2 separate regions of the Homo sapiens genome follow, and region 1 is linked to region 2. A link is a contact called in ENCODE Hi-C data. All regions are on one chromosome and are shown on one strand. The core of a region is the stretch at or near the end of the contact, and the rest is flanking DNA. Distances in the headings are between cores, read along the strand shown.

Region 1 (2,734 bases), core at 188-2,687, 130 kb after region 2:
TCTGCCTCCTGTGCTCCCCATAAACGCTCCCTTTCTGCTCCTTCTCAGCCCACGCTGCCTGCGACTTCAGAGGTCGCCCTTTTAACTTTCCACCGTCCACGTCTGCATCACTGAATCGGGGTCCAGCCCAGCCACTCAGCCCCAGGAGGATTGGGGTGGGTCCCAGGGGATGGGAAGGGTGGGAAGGCGAGAGTAGTAAGGTGCAAGCTGCAACCGGAGCGGCGCCGCGGGGCTGGGATTGCCGCTGCTGGGGAGGGCGCGAGGGTGCGGCGCAGAAACCCATAGCCTGGCGGGCGGACGGCGCGGGTACTCACGCACTGCCTCCTGCTTAGGGTCAAGCGTGCTGAGGACGCGCTGCACGCCGCCGAGCTTGCCCTGCAGCGCCCAGACGCGGCGGTGGGTGAGCTGGATGTCGCTCTCGAGCTCCTGGAAGAGGCTGCAAGCGTGCCGGGCCACGTCCGAGAGCTGCCGGAGGACACGGGCCAGAGCGGCGTTGCTGACCGCGCATAGGTCCAGCATGAGCAGCACGGCCGCCGCCGCCGCCGCCGAGGACGCCTCGCCGGCTGCGGGCGCCGCCTCCGGGATCCCCGCCGTGCTCTCCTCGCCAGCCACGGACGCCTCTCCGTGCGGCGGCTGAGTCTGGTCGGCCGGCGCGGGCAGTGGCGGCGGCGGCGGTGGCAGCCCTGAAGGTGCAGGGACGGCGCGGGCTGGCTCCTCTGGCCCTGGCGCCTCGACCTCGTCCAGGTCCCTCCGGCCCGGCGGCTGCAAGGGCGGCGGCGGCTCAGCGCTGCCTCCGCTCGCGTCCACTGCTGGGCCGGGCGCAGGGCGCCGCTGCCTGCACAGCCATTGCGGCTCCACGATCCGCTTGGCGAAAGGCATCCCGCGCAGCCAGGCGGCGACTTTCTGGTCTCCTCCAAGCGCCCCTGTGAGCTGGAGACCGGGCGCGCCCACCTGAGCAGGGAGGGGGCAGGAGTCCGGCAAAAGCGCGATCTGGCAGTCCGGATACGCAGGGGGCTTCTCTGCTCACCTTGCCTCCTCTTCCCCGCCCTCTCCCTAGCAAATCAGTCCAGCCAGTCCTCCTTTGGGTGCACCGTTCCCTGGGGAGGATGACAAGCGCTCCGCACAGAAATTTAGGGGTGCGCCTGGTCTCTTCTCACTTGCTTCCAACCAGGGTCGACTGGCTCAACTCCATCGTTTCTGTGCTCGCCGTCGCCACCCCGGCCACTGCCGTCGCCGCCGCCTATATAAATGGGCGTGCGTGTGTCTGTGTGTGTGTGGGTGAGTGGGTGGGTGGGTGTGAGTGTGTGCGCGCGCCTCAGTTTGAAAGTACCCCGGCGCAGGCCTCTCCCCGCGCGCCCCTCGGCCGCTCCGGGGAGCGATTGCGCCCGGGATCTCTCTCCCTGGCTGGGCGGGGAGGAGGTTTCGGAAAGGCGCTCTGAAAACCCGGAGAGAGGAATCTGCCTCCAGCCCGGGCGCAGGAGGCCGCGCGGGGGTGACGGGGCGGACGCAGGGCGGGGGAGGCCGGGGCGAGGGGGGCGCAGCGCCCTGTGCGGCCGCTGGGAGTCACTGGTGGCCTCGCCGTGCTGGGCGCGTTCAGGCGCAAAGACACTTCCTCACATCCAAGGGGTTGGAATTGAGACTGTCAGCGTGGTGGGGGCGGGGAGTCCTCAAGTTGGGAGTAGGGGTGTGGGCAGTAAGCGCAGAGGGAAGAGGGTGGGGTATTGAGGATGCGGCAGATTTGGCGTGTTGGAGCAAGTTTTTCGCCGAATTCCAGCTCTGTACAAGACCTTTGGGTTCTTACAGGGAAAACTGGGCTGCTCCTTGGAGATCCCCGGGCTCTATGAACGCAAGGAGACAACTGGGGAGGGCAAAGGGCGTAGGCGCATCTCCATGTGGCCAGAGCAGCCAGAGTGCTGTTTATACCCCTTCCCAGGCATCACGTGGCCCCCTGTTTTGGGCACGGGCTCTATAGAATATCGTGAATGAGACCCAAACCACCAATGAGCAAAATCCCCAGAAAACTGCTTACGAAACTCATTGCACGTTGGGTGAGATAAACGGCATTACCTCCTCGTCACCCTACTGTGCTGATCATACACAGGATTTTTAAAGTTCTCCATCAGAGAGATGATGATTTACAGAAGAAGGGAAAGTTTTCCCCTTCAGTTAACTGAAAGGTATAATTTCTAAAAAGGCATGCATTTTCGATTGCAGCAGGCTGCAGGCTGTATGCCGTCAGTAAAAAGAGTTTGGGAAATGTTAATAAAACACGTGCTTTCATGCCTCCAAAAAGTATACTGTAAAAATATTTTTTATTTTAAAGCCACAAGCCAGATCTTGGGAATGCAGCCTCTTTTCGTGTTTCTAAAGAGAACATGGAAAAAATATGTTTTATGGCAACAATAAAGTCCTCCAGACCTGCGGTGGTGTCTCCTCTCCTCCCTCTAAAGGCGGGAGAGGGAGGAGGCTCCAACAGTCAGCACTTTGGACTGGCCCACGCTTTGGTTTTAAAGGCTTCAACAGACCCTTGTCTTATTCTACAAAACAAAAAAAAAAAAACAAAAAAAAACCAAAATTTTCGGCAAGGACATATCCTTGTTCATAAAAGATCCAGGCTGAGGCTTTGGGGGTAAAGGGCCATGATGTCTGCAAAGTACACATAAATGTTTCAGTAACAACAAGAAGAAGAATGATGATAATAAAGATGTGTATGTATGAAGGGAGAAAAAAACAA
Region 2 (2,830 bases), core at 329-2,828:
ATGAACCCCAAATCTATATACTTGGTTTCTCGCTGAAAGGGAATATCTGAAATCATCACCGTCCTGGAACATTCAAGACTTGTTGTTACCCAGCCCACACATCTTTTTGTTTGTTTGTTTGTTTTTGAGACAGGGTCTCGCTCTGTTGCCCAGGCTGGAGTGCAGTTGGTGTAATCATGGCTCACTGCAGCCTTGACCTCCCAGACTCAAGCATTCCTCCCATTTCAGCCTCCTGAATAGTTGAGAATATAGGCGCCCACCACTATGCCTGGCTAATTTTTATAGAGATGGGGTTTCCCCCATGTTGCTCAGGCTGGTCTCAAACTCCTGGGCTCAAGCAATCCTCCTGCCTCTGCCTCCCAAAGTGTTGGGACTACAGGTGTGAGCCACTGTGCGGGCCCCACCCACACACCTTGACCTTCTCTTATTTCCACCTTGGCTATGGTCTCAAGGAAGTAAGTCCTTCTAAATATCCTAATCCCCCCACTTTTTTTTTTTCTTGAGATAGGGTCTTGCTCTGTCACCCAGGCTAGAGTGCAGTGGTACAATGACGGCTCACTGCAGCCTCAACCTCCCATGCTCAAGTGATCCTCCCATCTCAGCCTGGGCCCACAGGCATGCACCACCACACATGGCTGATTTTTTTTCTAGAGACAGGGTTTTGCCATGTTGTCCAGGCTGGTCTCAAACTCCTGGGCTCAGGGAATCCTCCCTCCTCAATCTCCTAAAGTGCTAGGATTACAGCTGTGAGCCACCCTGCCTGGCCTGATCCCTTTCTTGATCTCCTCAAGAAGGGCTATTAGCTCTGGTCTATTCTGACCTCCCCATAAATCAGAAATGCAGCACAACTTTTAAAGAAAGCTCTAATAATAGATGTCACTTATTGAGTATTTACAATGACAGGCAATTTACACAACACTATTTCACTTAATCTCTCAAATAACCCTTTAAAACAGGTACTATTATCCCCACTTTCAGGTGAAACAATTGAGTCTGGGAGCAGGTAAGGGACTCAACTAAGAAAGTTCGCACAGCTGATAAGCACTGGAATCAAGATTCAAACCCCAGTCTGCCTAACGCAAAAGCCACACACACTTGTCCCTACTCCATGCTACCTTGAACCCTTGTCATTCTCTTCTGAGGGAGCATCTGACAGTATGTGCAGAGGCGTAAAGTCTTCCATCAAGTTACCGCTTAAAGCTCATAAAGTCCTTTCCCTAGCTTCACATAGAAAAGGAGGCACAGACCTAGCTATTTATTGCTCCTGCTGCTTGATCAGAGTGGAAGTTCCAATCAGACACCGCAGGAGGAAACGTGGCCAGACATTACAACCAGCAACAATGGGATCACAGCCAGGGCATTTCTATGAACCCTTCCCTCCTCCTCCACAACCTTCAGAAGACAAACAAATGATAAGACACAATCAGAATCAAGGAAGGCTCCCAGCAAAATCAAACCTGACCTCAGCCTAACAAACATTCACTTCAATCATCTGGGTTCTCCAGCTTTATGGCTTAAGGAAGTAATTGCATCCAACACTCTTGTGTCTACTGTTTGTTCTCCATGCCTTAAAGCCCCAGCTTGTGAATCATCTCTAGAAGCCCAGACTGGGAAAGGCACTGGCCTTCCTTTCCCATCTACTAGGGGATTAATTTCATCATGCCACTTATCCTGGTTATCAGTTCACACATGTGCCTCAGAATGCTTCTCAACATAACATCAAAGTGGTTTACAGGCACGGAGGAAGTCCCAGACTCAATTCCAGGATTAAGATTAAAACAGCAAAATATACTCAGACCTGTAGCCAGAAGAAAGACGCATTATTAAACATAGTCATTTTATAGCACTCCATACCCATGGATGTCATGCTTGTTATTTGACTATCCACATGAAGCCCATCTCCTTTCAGAGCCCTGCATGGCAATGTGTGAGAGCTGAAAGTTCATCTCCTTTCAGAGCCCTGCACCCAGGACAGGGTGCCCCACCCGGATCCCCTTTACCAAGCCTGTGTAGCTATTCTCCAGATACTGTGAGTGGTGGCTGCTAGTGTCTCACAACTACTCACTTCTCAGGAGAGTTCTCCTTGGCCGATGAGAGCCACCTTGCCTGGAAGGTAAGTCACTCCTTTCCCATGACAAAAGCTCTCTCCCTGCAGATAAAAGCAAAGCTAGGCTCCATATGAGACCACATTCCAGCTCAGCAGTGTCCTGTGCCCCATTCAGCTTCCTTCATACTCTTACAGGTTTCCCCCGAGAACTCTCTCCCAATAAATCACATGCACTAGAATCCCTGTGTCGGGTGCTGTCTCTCGGGAACCCAATCCAAGACACAGAGTTGGAAGCAAAGATAAGTTCAAGAGTAAAACCCTGCAATAAGTCACCCATGATAGCAAGATTCTGGATTTAATGCAGTTAGTGGTGGGTTGTGCTTTCAAAAAGGGGCAAAATAAACTTCTATTTAGGGGAAAGTGGATAGAATTGTGTAGGGGAAGGTGAGGCTGGACTGGGAAATGGCAGGCAACCCTGTGTCAGCAAGTGATGCAGGGAGGAAGACAGTAAGTCCCTGAGTCCCCAGTATTCTTCTGACCCAATCTCCCCAAATAGGCCAATGAAAGAGTGCCAACTCTCCAGGAGATTCCTGGAGTATCCTAGCCAACCATAGGACCCAGAATCATCCCCATGAATATTTAAGCCAGAGAGGTCCACTGCCACCAGAAACTGCAGCCAGTGCTAGAACAGATTTTGATCACACAGTCAGACTTCTGGAACTCCTGGCCAGGTAGCTATGAAGACTTGCCCAATTTTTCATCAACTTCATGGCATGGCATTTT

The links. Hi-C counts contacts between places; a loop is a spot of excess contacts on that map. Pooled maps may share reads with other maps.
Region 1: a loop to region 2 is called in a map of PC-9, with 6 times the contacts of the local background. The contact joins the promoter of NHS here to the enhancer-like site in region 2. A Hi-C loop is called at or near these places in 7 of 168 maps with a recorded cell type or tissue (PC-3, PC-9, gastrocnemius medialis and 4 more) and 5 of 50 pooled maps.

The regions. Positions count from the first base shown.
Region 1 is chrX:17,373,903-17,376,636 of GRCh38, reverse strand. NHS (NHS actin remodeling regulator) reads right to left here and starts at 1,437. Exons shown (of 9, transcript NM_001291867.2): 1 at 315-1,437. The coding sequence starts at 879.
Region 2 is chrX:17,499,024-17,501,853 of GRCh38, reverse strand. All of the region lies in intron 1 of NHS (NHS actin remodeling regulator), which reads right to left. Among named protein-coding and RNA genes, the nearest start is that of NHS-AS1, 59 kb to the left of the region's middle. Within about 2 kb of position 1,578, at least 2 of the 41 ENCODE cell types and tissues checked have a DNase peak (open chromatin) inside an H3K27ac peak, as active enhancers do; they include PC-3 and PC-9, where a contact is called at or near this core.